Regions from separate parts of the Homo sapiens genome. Here region 1 is linked to region 2. A link is a loop called in an ENCODE intact Hi-C map of the cell type or tissue named here. Cell type or tissue: adrenal gland. All regions are shown on one strand. Links, peaks and the distances in the headings refer to the core of each region. The heading gives the core; the rest is flanking DNA.

Region 1 (5,000 bases), core at 1-5,000, 230 kb before region 2:
AAATCATAACAAAATCTGAATACATTTAAATGTCAAAATATGAATACACTTAAAACAGAGCCTCGAAATACATTAAGGAAAATCTGACATAAAGAGAGAAACAGGCCAGGTGCAGTGGCTCACGCCTATAATCCCAACACTTTGAGAAGCCAAGGTGGGTGGATCATGAGGTCAGGAGTTTGAGACCAGCCTGGCCAACATGGTGAAACTCCTGTCTCTATTAAAAATACAAAAATTAGATGGGTGTGGTGGCAGGCGTCTGTAATCCCAGTTACTCAGGAGGCAGGAGAATTGCTTGAACTCAGAAGGCGGAGGTTGCAGTGAGCCAAGATTGCGCCACTGCACTCCAGCCTGGGCGATGACAGCGAAACTCCGTCTCGAAAAAAAAAAAGAGAGAGAGAGAGAAAAACAGATATGCCCACACTCGGTGGCATTTTGATATCCTACTCTCAATATTAAAACAACTATACAAAAAAAAATGACAAAGATGATCTGAACAATACCACGAAACATTTTGACCTAATTGATATATATAAAACACTTCCCCAATAACTGCAGAATACATATCCTTTTATGCTTCAAGGTACTTTGAGACCCTCACGTTCTTGCTAAAGGGTAATAAAGGCCCACCCTGTTTCCCAGGGTATGATATATCCCATTGCCTTTATGCATAGCAGTAAGCCATTCGTGATTCAGAGAAGGATGGAGGGGGAACTGATAAAAAGGACACTGCCAAGCTTTATGAAAAGAAATGAGTCAATAAATATAAAGCCTTAGAACAGTATCTGGCACTTAGCTCTGTACTAGTATCAGCTAACATCGTTATGACTACCTGGAAGTATGGGAAAGAAGGGAGATCTGGCATTAGGATAACAGAGTGGAGGGGTGTCCTGAAGACTGAATTATAGTAAGAATTATTCCTCCTGTTTAGGGAGAGAAAGCAGGGCCACAGGGATGTCACAAGGATGACTCCTTTCAGAAAGAGTGACTCCAGGCTGATAAGGAGCTATGGGCATGTATAAGTTGCAGGTAGTTCTGGCTTTAGTTGCTTTTCAGAAGCTGACACTGGCTCCCTCTTCCCAGGAGAGAACTGTGAGAATTCCCTAGGGTGACAGGGATGGGGCTTTTTGATTTTGTTTTTGTTGTTTTTGTTTTGTTTTGTTTTATTGCACTGCTTTGTGTGGTTGAGGTCTGGGGGTTGGCGGGAAACATCTGGAGAGGCAGCCAGAGAACATGGGGGAGCTGTTGGAGGCCTGCTTTTGTGTTTCCCCTACGATTGCATGGGTGCATGGGTCCTATACCCACTGGAGAGACCCAGACCTGTGGTCCAGGGCCCTCAGGAGTAAGATAAGAATTCTGACCTCATGAGGATCTGAGAATACAGGTAGGGTCCCCTAACTCAGGCAGTCACTATCAAGGTCCAGGTTGCTGTCCCTTCACCCCACCCTACCCCACCAAAATCAAAACACAGTCCATGCCTCCCATGTACATCTTCTTCACTCTGAGAACAATGAGGCTTTTGGCATGTGAATTGAATAAGTTGGGTTGGAACATGTTATTGGGTGTAGCTGCTGTTACAATTGTGGGAAGAGGCCAAGAATGCTCAGCAGGCCAGTCTGGGAGGGTAAGACCATGAGTGACTCCTGCAATGCTGAGCATCCTGGGCTGGGCAACACATCTTCTCTCTTTGCCATCCCAGGTCCTGGGAGAAAGCAGAAGTGGCTTGCCTCAGGAAGGTCACCACGCCCTGGAGAAGGGAGATTTCTTCCAGTACCTCTAGTTAGAAATGAAGTATTTTATAAGTATTCCTCTCCCCTCTCTGTGCAGATGCCTATAATCTCATGATAGAAACATGGAAACATGTGCCCATGCCCAGCTAAGGCCCAAACTACATCTGGTCAGTGTTATACTGAAAGGAATAAAGAACTACTCTATTACCAAGGTGTCTGGGAGGACCACCACGGGGCAACAGGAGTACTGGAGCAGCCGGCCCATTTTCCAGACGAACAGTGGCACGACCACAAGGATCAGCATGAAGCCAACAAAGGCAAACAGGGCCAGTACCAGGGGAATGGCCTCTCCTGGAAACAAAAGATAAAAACAGGCTTAGAAAACAGCAGCAAAGATTAAAACTTCAATCCTGAGCCTCCCCCGGTTTCCTGGAGTTGACTCTGCACATTGGCTAAGACGGCAGATAACAGAATCCTGAGATTTGATGTGTGCCCTAGTGACCAAAATTACCACCATTAAAAGCATTTTTCTAGAATCCAGATGAAGGCATGGTTTCCAGAAAGCCCCAGGGAAGATTAAAATCTTTTCCTTGTGACACAAAAGGGAGGAGTATCATGTGTTAAGCCAATTGCTGTGTTAGCACGTACCTTGGCACCACTGCCAGGAGGAAGGCAGAGTGCCAAGCCCTGGGCAGGATGAGGGGGAGGTATTGAAAGAGAACAGCACAGAATGGGGCTGGGCGGTAACTGAAAACAAAGTGTGTTTCACAATTCACTCTTGGCATTGATTCATGTTATGGAGGAAATTGTTCAGAAAACAGTCAGAAAATAACTACAATATATCAAGCCCCTATTTTGTAGGCTAGGGCTACTACTGCCTTCCAGAACTATGCTGGGGGCTGGACGTGTAGTTGCTTGTTCTTCACAATGAGTGTGAGTATCCCTGCTTTTATAGAAGAGGAATCTATGCTCAGAATGGTTAAGTGAGCTACCCCAGGTTACCCAGGTAGGACTGGCTCCAAAGCTCACAGTCATTCTACCAAATAATTGTAGCAGAAAAGGCCCGATCTGAGCATCTGGAGATGCAGAAGAGGGGACAGGTTATTTTCCCATCTCTCAGTTCTATGTAACCTTGAGCAACTCCATTAGCCTCTCTGGGCCAGGCTACTCACCTGCAATGTGAAGGGTAGCCCAGTCAATGAGACTGGAGAAGCTGGTGGACTTGTGGCTGGGGGCACTGTACATTGTTTCCATGATTTTGGAAAATATTTTGGTGGTATGCATCAAGAGATACACCAGTGTTCATACCCTTTCATCCACTCCTGCAATTTTTTATTTTTAATTTTTGTAGGTATATAGTAGGTGTATATATTTATGGGGTACATGAGATGTTTTGATACAGGCATGCAATGTGAAATAAGCACATCATGGAGAATAGGTAGCCATCCCCTCAAACATTTATCATTTGAGTTACAAACAATCCAATTACACTCTTTAAGTTATGTTAAAATATACAATTAGGTTATTGTTGACTATAGTCATCCTATTGTGCTATCAAATAGTAGGTCTTATTCATTCTTTCTGTTTTTTTCGTGCCCATATCCTCACTTCTCCCCAACTCCTGAAATTTTAATTCCAAAAACTAATTCCAAGGAAGGAAACAACTATATACATAAGTCAGTTCTTAGCAACATCTGAACTAGAGCAACAGCCTTTCATTTACATATATTGACATATAGATTTTTTTTTTTTTTGAGACAGTCTTGCTCTGTCACCCAGGCTGGAGTGCAGTGGCGCAATCTCGGCTCACTGCAACCTCTGCCTCCTGGGTTCAAGCGATTTTCATGCCTCAGCCTTTCCAGTAGCTGGGATTACAGACGTGCACCACCATGCCTGGCTAATTTTTGTATTTTTAGTAGAGACAGGGTTTCATCACAATGGTCAGGCTGGTCTCAAATTTCTGACCTCAGGTGATCCACCTGTCTCGGCCTCCCAAAGTGCCAGGATTACAGGCATGAGCCACCACACCTGGCTCTTTAAAAATGAGGGAGAACCATCATTCTGAGCAAACTATCGCGAGAACAGAAAACCATACACTGCATGTTCTCACTCATAGGTGGGAACTGAACAATGAGAACACTTGGACAAACAGCGGGGAACATAACACACTGGGGCCGGTCATGGGGTGGGGGTTGGGGGAGGGATAGCATTAGGAGATATACCTAATGTAAATGACGAGTTAATGGGTGCAGGAAACCAACATGGCACATGTATACATATGTAACAAACCTGCACTTTGTGCACATGTACCCTAGAACTTAAAGTATAATAAAAAAGAATGAGGTAGATCCATATGTATTGACATGAAAAGATGTTCACAATATACTACTGAGTGAAGACAAGCCAAGTACAGAGTAGTAGGTACAATATCATCCCATCTATGTGTGTGAGCATTGGTACCACACAGACAACGCCTGGAAGATTAAACGCCAGACTCACCAACGGAAACCTCCTGAGTGATGTGCAGGAGAATGGGGCACACTCACCTCTTTATTTATTTATTAAAATGAGACGAGGTCTCGCTATGTTGCCCAGGCTGGTGTTGAACTCCTGGGCTCAAGCAATCCTTCTGCCTCAGCCTCCCAAAGTGCCGGGATTACAGGTGTGAGCCACCATGCCTGGCCCTCCTCTTACTTTATATGCTTTGGTGTTGTTTGGATTGTTAAGCAAGCTTGACTTGTATGATTTTATAAAGTAGCATAAAATAGTAATCAGGAAATCTGCATGAAAAATGTTATGGATATGATATTTGTGAAAAAGCAGGCACAAAATGTGTATGTTATAGGACTACAGCATGTGCCTACACATGGCAATGACTGAAGGATGATGCCCTAAATGAGCTGAGCATGGTGGCTCACACCTGTAATCTCAGCTCTTTGGAGGCCAAGGCCCAGGCAACAGAGCAAGACCTTGTCTCTACATATGAAACAAAATAAATTTTTTTAGAAAGAAAAATAAATAAATAAATATACTATATAATTAAGATAATAATTCGTCTTTTTAAAAAAATAGTTCTATTTTTAAAGACTAAAAGGCTATACACAAAAATGTAACTAGTGATGTTTGAGTGACAGATCATGGGATGTAGGCTCTTGTTTGGTTTTGCTTCTTTTCAAAGGGTTTTTAAACATTGTAGGTTTTCTGACCTTAAAATATTCAAGGGAAAAGAGTAATTCAAACAAGAGGATTCTCTAGGCTTTCCATAAGGTC
Region 2 (7,250 bases), core at 1,026-6,025:
TTGGGGGATATATTTCAGTCCATAGTACCAATCAATTCCATCATCCTTATAGTTGCTATTTCCCCCATGTTTCTCAAATGCTTAATACATCATATCTGTAAATATATACTCTTTTACTGGTGTATCAACCCAATTGACCATGCATGAAAGTTTTAACAATTGGACTGTAATCTTGTGATAGGGGTCCTCATTGTCAGGTGGGCAGCTAGTGATCATGCTCCAAAGTCCCATCTTAGTGCCTGCTTTCTCATACCTCACTCCTGCCACCAACTGTCATAGGTTGGGTTCCTGGGAAGCAAACTATGAAACAGAATTTAACAGGCAGGTTATTTATTAAGGAGTGCCCTTGGGGTTAGCACTTGTGGAACAGAGGGGGAAGGACACGGATTGGGCAGAGAGAGATTATGCAGATTACATAGGGAGTCTGGGATGTTACAATTGACCTTTAGAGTTGTCCCAAGTTGGGCTAAGATGGTCAAGCTCTTATACCTTCACGTTAAGGTTTTGCTTGTTTGTTTGTTTTGTTTTGTTTCTGTGTGTGTGTGTGTGTGTGGTGGGGTGGGACGGGGGACAGCATTTGGCTCTGTTGTCCAGGCCGGACACAATCTTGGCTCACTGCAACCTCCACCTCCTGGGGTCAAACCATCCTCCCACTTCAGCCTCCCATGTCCCTGGGACTGCAGGCTCATGCCACCATACCTGGCTAATTTTTCTATTTTTTTAGAGATGGGGTTTTGCTATATTGCCCAGGCTGGTCTCAAACTCCTGAGCTCAAGCCATCCACCCACCTTGGCCTCCTGAAGTGCTAGGATTATAGGCGTGAGCCACCATGCCTGGCCTCTTATACCTTCACTTTGATCAGCAATTGCATGTGGGCCACTTGGGAAGGAACCTAACCTTGAGCAAGGTGGCGCTCTGCAAATGTAGCAATTCTGAAGGAACCAAAGACTTACCCAACAGTGAACTCAGTAGCTAGAAGAAGTCCTTAATTAAAAGGAGAGCTTGAGGGAGTGCACAATGGCTAACACCTGTAATCCCAGCACTTTGGGAGGCCGAGACAGGCAGATCACTTGAGGTCAGGAGTTCAAGACCAGCCTGGCCAACATGGTGAAACCCCTGTCTCTACCAAAAAAAAAAAAAAAAAAAAAAAAAAAAAAAAAATAGCCAGATGTGGTAGCACGTGCCTGTAGTCCCAGCTACTTGGGGTGGCAGGTGGATCTTTTGAGTCTGGAAGATTGACGCCGCAGAGAGCCGAGATCATGCCACTGCACTCCAGCCTGGGTGACAGAGTGAAACCTTGTCTCAAAAATAAAATAAAAACATCAGGAAAGTTTACATAAAGTTGCTGTTGATTTGCTAAATGTAATAGTCTGATCATGACACTGAATAAATGTCTCAAAAAAAGACAAAAACTATGTATGGATGTCCATTAGAAAGTAAATGAAAAAATTGTAGTATAATCATGCAATGGACTACTATAGCAGTACTGAAAAGGAATGAACAGTTAATTCACACCACATGGATGAATCTCAAAATAATTTTGTTGAATAAAGAAGACAAAAAAGTACATGATGTATTATTCCCTTTATATAAAATTCTAGAAGATGCAATTAATCTGCAGTGACAGAAAGCAGATCAGTGGTTACCTGGGGATAAGATAAATAAAGGAGGTTTGGGGAAGACAGTTTACAAAGGATGATGAGGCAACTTTTGGAGTTGATGGATATATTAATTGTTATTCTTATTTTTTTTTTTTTTTGAGACAGGGTCTCACTCTGTCACCCAGGCTGGAGTGCAGTGGTGCGATCACAGCTCATTGCAGTCTTGATCCCCCTGGCTCAAGGGATCCTCTCACCTCAGCCTCCCAAGTAGCTGGGACTACAAGCATGTGCCACTGCACCCAGCTATTTTTTTGTTTATTTTTTTCTAGAGTCAAGGTCTCACTATATTGCCCAGGCTGGTCTTGAATTCCTGAGCTCATGCAATCTTCCTGCCTTAGCCTCTCAAAGTGCTGGGATTACAGACAGACATGAGCTACCATGCCTGGCCTATATTCATTATGTTGATTGTGGTGATGGTTCCATGGGTATACATATATGTCATAGTTCATCAAATTATAAACTTTAAATATGTGCATTTTTGTTATATGTCAATCATATCTCAATGAAACTGTATCAAACATCTATATATATATAGTACTATATACTCAGTACATGTCTGCCTAGCTGTCATTGACAAAGTATATTCACTTTTAGTTTATTGATTGCTTACGTTAATTCAAAAAAATTGCAATTCTGATCATGAAAAGTTGTTACTAAATTTTTATTTCTAAAATGTTATATCACTAAGATTAAAGAGAAAGCCTAAAAGCTTCTGGAAATGAATAATAGTGGCTACCTCTGGAAAGAAAGCTAAGATTCTAGTGCGCAAGAAATAGGCAAGTAACTTTTTACTGTTTGAATTGGTAACGTGTGTAATATTTATATTAAAAAGTTCTTTTTTCAGAAATAACTTGATTGGGGAGGGTGGGGCTTGGGGAAGAAGAAATAACTTGACTATGAAATATATGTAATGAAAGATTGCAAAAGTGATCTGAATATGTTTCCATAATATATTTTAACCTAGAGATGATTTATAGCTAACTAAGTTAATTAAACATGAAAGGAAAAATTTCTGGTGGTAATGAGGGGATTAAAAAGTTAATTATTGGCCAGGCACAGTGGCTCATGCCTGTAATCCTAGCACTTTGGGAGGCCAAGGCAGGCAAATCACTTGATGTAAGGGGTTCAAGACCGGCCTGGCCAATATGGTGAAACCCAGTCTCTACTAAAAACTACAAAATTGGCCAGGCATGGTGGTGCATGCCTGTAATCCCAGCTACTTGGGAGACTGAGGTAGAATTGCTTGAACCTGGGAGGTGGAGGCTGCAGTGAGCTGAGATTGTGCCACTGCACTCCAGCCTGAGTGAAAGAGTAAAACTCCATCTTTAAGAAAAAAAATAATTAATTAATTATCTATTAAGACCACACTTCCATCCAATTTATCAGTATCACTGAAAACTAGAATGTATTATACTACATAATGCCTTGAAATTTTGAGGGAATGTAAATTCGAACTAAGTCAGAGTGACCAGCAGAATGAAGATATTTTCAAATATCCAAAAACTGGAAGTTTATCTCCCATTCTTTCATAAGTAGCTGGGGATGTTCTCCAGCAAATAAGAAGATAAACTAAGAAGACTGTATTAGTCCATTTTCACGCTGCTGATAAAGACATACCTGAGACTGGACAATTTACAAAAGAAAGAGGTTTAATGGACTCACAGTTCCACATGGCTGGGGAGGCCTCACAATCATGGCAGAAGGTGAAAGGCATGTCTCACATGGCAGCAGACAAGAGAAGAGAGCTTGTGCAGGGAAACTCCCCTTTATAAAACCATCAGATCTCTTTTTTTTCTTTTTTCTTTTTTTTTTTGAGACGGAGTCTCGCTCTGTCACCCAGGCTGGATGGAGTGCAGTGGCGTGATCTCAGCTCACTGCAAACTCCACCTCCTGGGTTCACACCATTCTCCTGCCTCAGCCTCCCGAGTAGCTGGGACGACAGGCGCCCACCACCACGCCCAGCTAATTTTTTGTATTTTTAGTAGAGACGGGGTCTCACCGTGTTAACCAGGATGGTCTCGCTCTCCTGACCTTGTGATCCGCCCACCTTGGCCTCCCAAAGTGCTGGGATTACAGGTGTGAGCCACTGCGCCGGGCCAACCATCAGATATCTCTTGAGACTTACTCACTATCACGAAAATAGCACGGGAAAGACCCACCCCCAAGATTCAATTACCTCCTACTGGGTCCCTCCCACAACACGTGGGAATTGTGGGAGCTACAATTCAAGATGAGAATGGAGTGGGGACGCAGCCAAACCATATCATTCTGCCCCAGCCTCTCCCAAATCACATGTCCTCACATTTCAAAGCCAATCATGCCTTCCCAACAGTCCCCTAAAGTCTTAGCTCGTTTCAGCATTAACTCAAAAGTCTACAGTGCAAAGTCTCATCTGAAACAGGGCAAGTCCCTTCTGCCTATGAGCCAGTAAAACCAAATGCAAGTTAGTTACTTCCTAGACAAAATGGGGGTAAATACAGCCATTCCAAATGTTAGAAATTGGCCAAAACAAAGGGGCTAAGGCCCCATGCAAGTCTGAAATCCAGCAGGGCAGTCAAATCTTAAAGCTCCAAAATGATCTCTGACTCCATGTCTCACATCCAGGTCACCTTGATGCAAGAGGTGGGTTCCCATGGTCTTGGGCAGCTCTGCCCCTGTGGCTTTGCAGGGTACAGCCTCCCTCCTGGCTGCTTTCACAGGATGGCGTTGAGTGTCTGCAGCTTTTCCAGGCACATGGTGCATTCTGGGGTCTGGAGGATGATGGCCCTCTTCTTCTCACAGCTCCTCTAGGCAGTGCACCAGTGGGGACTCTGTGTGGGGGTGCCCACCTGACATTTCCCTTCTGCACTGCCCTAGCACTGAGTGCCCCACCCCTGCAGCAAACTTCTATCTGGACATCCAGGCATTTCTATACATCCTCTGAAATCTAGGCAGAGGTTCCTCGATTCTTGACTTCTGTGCACCCACAGGTTCAACGGCATGTGGAAGCTGCCAACGCTTGGGGCTTGAACCCTCTGAAGCCATAGCCTGAGCTGTACCTTGGCCCTTTTTAGTCATGGCTGGAGTGGCTGGGACACAGGGTACCAAGTCTCTAGACTGCACAGAGCAGAGGGACCCTGGGACTGGCCCATGACACCTCCAGGCCTGTGATGGGAGGGGCTGCTGCAAAGGTCTCTGATGTGCCTTTTTTTTTCTTTTTTGAGATGAAGACTCTCTCTGTTGCCCTGGAGTGCAATGGTGCAATCTTGGCTCACTGCAACCTCCGCCTCCTGTGTTCAAGTGATTCTCCTGCCTCAGCTTCCAAAGTAGCTGGAACTACAGGCATGTGCCACCACAAATTTCTGCAGCCTGCTTGAATTTCTCTTTAGAAAATGGGATTTTCTTTTCTATCTCATTGCCAGGCTTCAAATTTTCTAAAGTTTTATGCTTTGTTTCCCTTTGAAAACTGAATGCCTTTAACAGCACCCAAGTCACCTCTTGAATGCTTTGCTGCTTAGAAATTTCTTCTGCCAGATACCCGAAATCAGCTCTCTCAAGTCAAAGTTCCACACATCTCTAGGGCAGGGACAAAATGCTGCCAGTCTCTTTGCTTAAACGTAACAAGAGTCACCTTTGCTGTAGTTCCCACAAGTTCCTAGTCTCCATCTGAGACCACCTCAGCCTGAATTTCATTGTCCATATCATTATCAGCATTTTGGCCAAAGCCATTCAACAAGTCTCTAGGGAGTTCCAAACTTTCCCACATTTTCCTGTCTTCTTCTGAGCCCTCCAAACTGTTCCAACCTCTGCCTGTTTCCCAGTTCCAAAGTTGCTTCCACATTTTTGGGTATATTTTCAGCAGTGCCCCACTCTTCTGGTACCAATTTACTGTATTAGTCCATTTTCACACTGCTGATAAAAGACATACCAGAGACTGGGCAATTTACAAAAGAAAGAGGTTTAATGGACTCATAGTTCCAAGTGGCAGGAGACCTCACGATCATGGCAGAAGTGAAAGGCACATCTTACACGGTGGCAGACAAGAGAAGAGAGCTTGTGCGGGGAAACTCCCCTTTACAAAACCATCGGATCTCATGAGACTTATTCACTATCTCGAGAATAGCACAGGAAAGACTCACCCCTCATGATTCAATTACCTCCCACAAGGTCTCTCCCACAACACATGGGAATTGAGAGAGCTACAATTCAAGATGAGATTTGAGTGGGGACACAGCCAAACCATATCGAAGACATAGATACTAGAAAAGAGTGGCTCTAACTTTGGAGTGCAGTAAAGGGAAGTCCTCAGTGGTACAGCAGAACTAAAGAACAATTAGATTAAATGGAAGCAGAAGGCCAAATGTTCTTCAGGGGTATGTACCAGGGGGCAAAAGAGAGAGCATCTCTGTAAATGGAAAAACTTGATATGATAAATTAGATAAAATATTCAGGAGGCAAAAGGGTAATTTAAAACTCCAGGAAAAACAAAGCCATACAAGTTTGCTTTTTTGTTTTTGTTTTTTTGAGACGCAGTCTTGCTCTTGTCACCCAGGCTGGAGTGCAACAGTGCGATCTCAGCTCACTGCAACCTCCGCCTCCTGGGTTCAAGTGATTGTCCTGCCTCAGCCTCCTGAATAGCTGGGATTACAGGCACCTGCCACCACGCTCAGCTAATTTTTGTATTTTTAGTAGAGACGGGGAAGTTTGCTCTCTGTTGTTGTTGTTTTGTTTTGTTTTTGAGATGGCGTCTGTCACCCAGGCTGAAGCACAGTTGTGCTATCATGGCTTACTGCAGCCTTGAATTCCCAGGCTCAGGAGATCCTCCCATCTTAGCCTCCTGAGTACCTGCGACTACAGGTGTGTGCCACCATGCCCAGCTAATTTTTTGTATTTTATTTTTGGAGAACCAGGATTTCACCATGTTTTCCAGGCTGGTCTTGAACTCTCAGGCTCAAGTGATCTGCTACCTCGGCCTCCCAAAGTGCTAGGATTACAGGCGTGAGCCACTCTGCCCAGCCCGTTTGTGATCTAAATATGAAGCAAAGATATTTGGGCAATTGTTAATAAGGGAAGATAATCCATTTGATCCTGATGCTTTCTATATTTTCCTTTGAGTGGTTTTCTAGTGGTTTTCACGGTGGTTCAGTGGTTCTGTAAAAGAGAAGATGTAATCCTAGCACACTCCTTAGTCTGGAAGTTGGCTATTAACTGTGTCAACCTATGGACAAAACACAAAAGACTTCTTGTGTTTAAGGGAGGTGAGAAAAAGGTGTGAAGGAAGAATGGTGGTGTTAATAGTGGAGAGTTGTAATACTACCTAAAGTTGAAATGTTATCTAGTGTTTTATCTTGTATTATTCAGAGTTACAAAGAAGCGTGGTGGCTCATGCCTGTAATACCACCACTTTGGGAGGCTGAGGCAGGCAGACCACCTGAGGTCAGTTTGAGAGAAGCCTGACCAACATGGTGAAACCCCGTCTTCACTAAAAATATAAAAATTAGCTGGGCATGGTGGCCCACACCTGTAATCTCAGTTACTCAGGAGGCTGAGGCAGGAGAATTGCTTGAACCTGGGAGGAAGAAGTTGCAGTGAGCCAAGATCATGCCACTG

What was found. Peaks named below come from ENCODE experiments on the same cell type or tissue, not always from the same donor. Only the 100,000 strongest peaks of a DNase experiment are listed, where the experiment ranks them.
Region 1: it touches region 2 in a loop (2.5-fold over the local background); 8 of 110 quality-filtered maps call a loop at or near these places.

What each region holds. Positions count from the first base shown.
Region 1 is chr3:136,992,495-136,997,494 of GRCh38, reverse strand. IL20RB (interleukin 20 receptor subunit beta) reads right to left here. Exons shown (of 7, transcript NM_144717.4): 6 at 1,939-2,081. Among named protein-coding and RNA genes, the nearest start is that of IL20RB-AS1, 13 kb to the right of the region's middle. RefSeq lists a silencer at 2,294-2,588. In adrenal gland, for the core only: no CTCF peak of the experiment used is centred there; a DNase peak (open chromatin) is centred at 2,431; H3K27ac peaks cover 1,588 bases.
Region 2 is chr3:136,760,767-136,768,016 of GRCh38, reverse strand. No RefSeq gene overlaps it. Among named protein-coding and RNA genes, the nearest start is that of STAG1-DT, 12 kb to the right of the region's middle. In adrenal gland, for the core only: no CTCF peak of the experiment used is centred there; no DNase peak of the experiment used is centred there.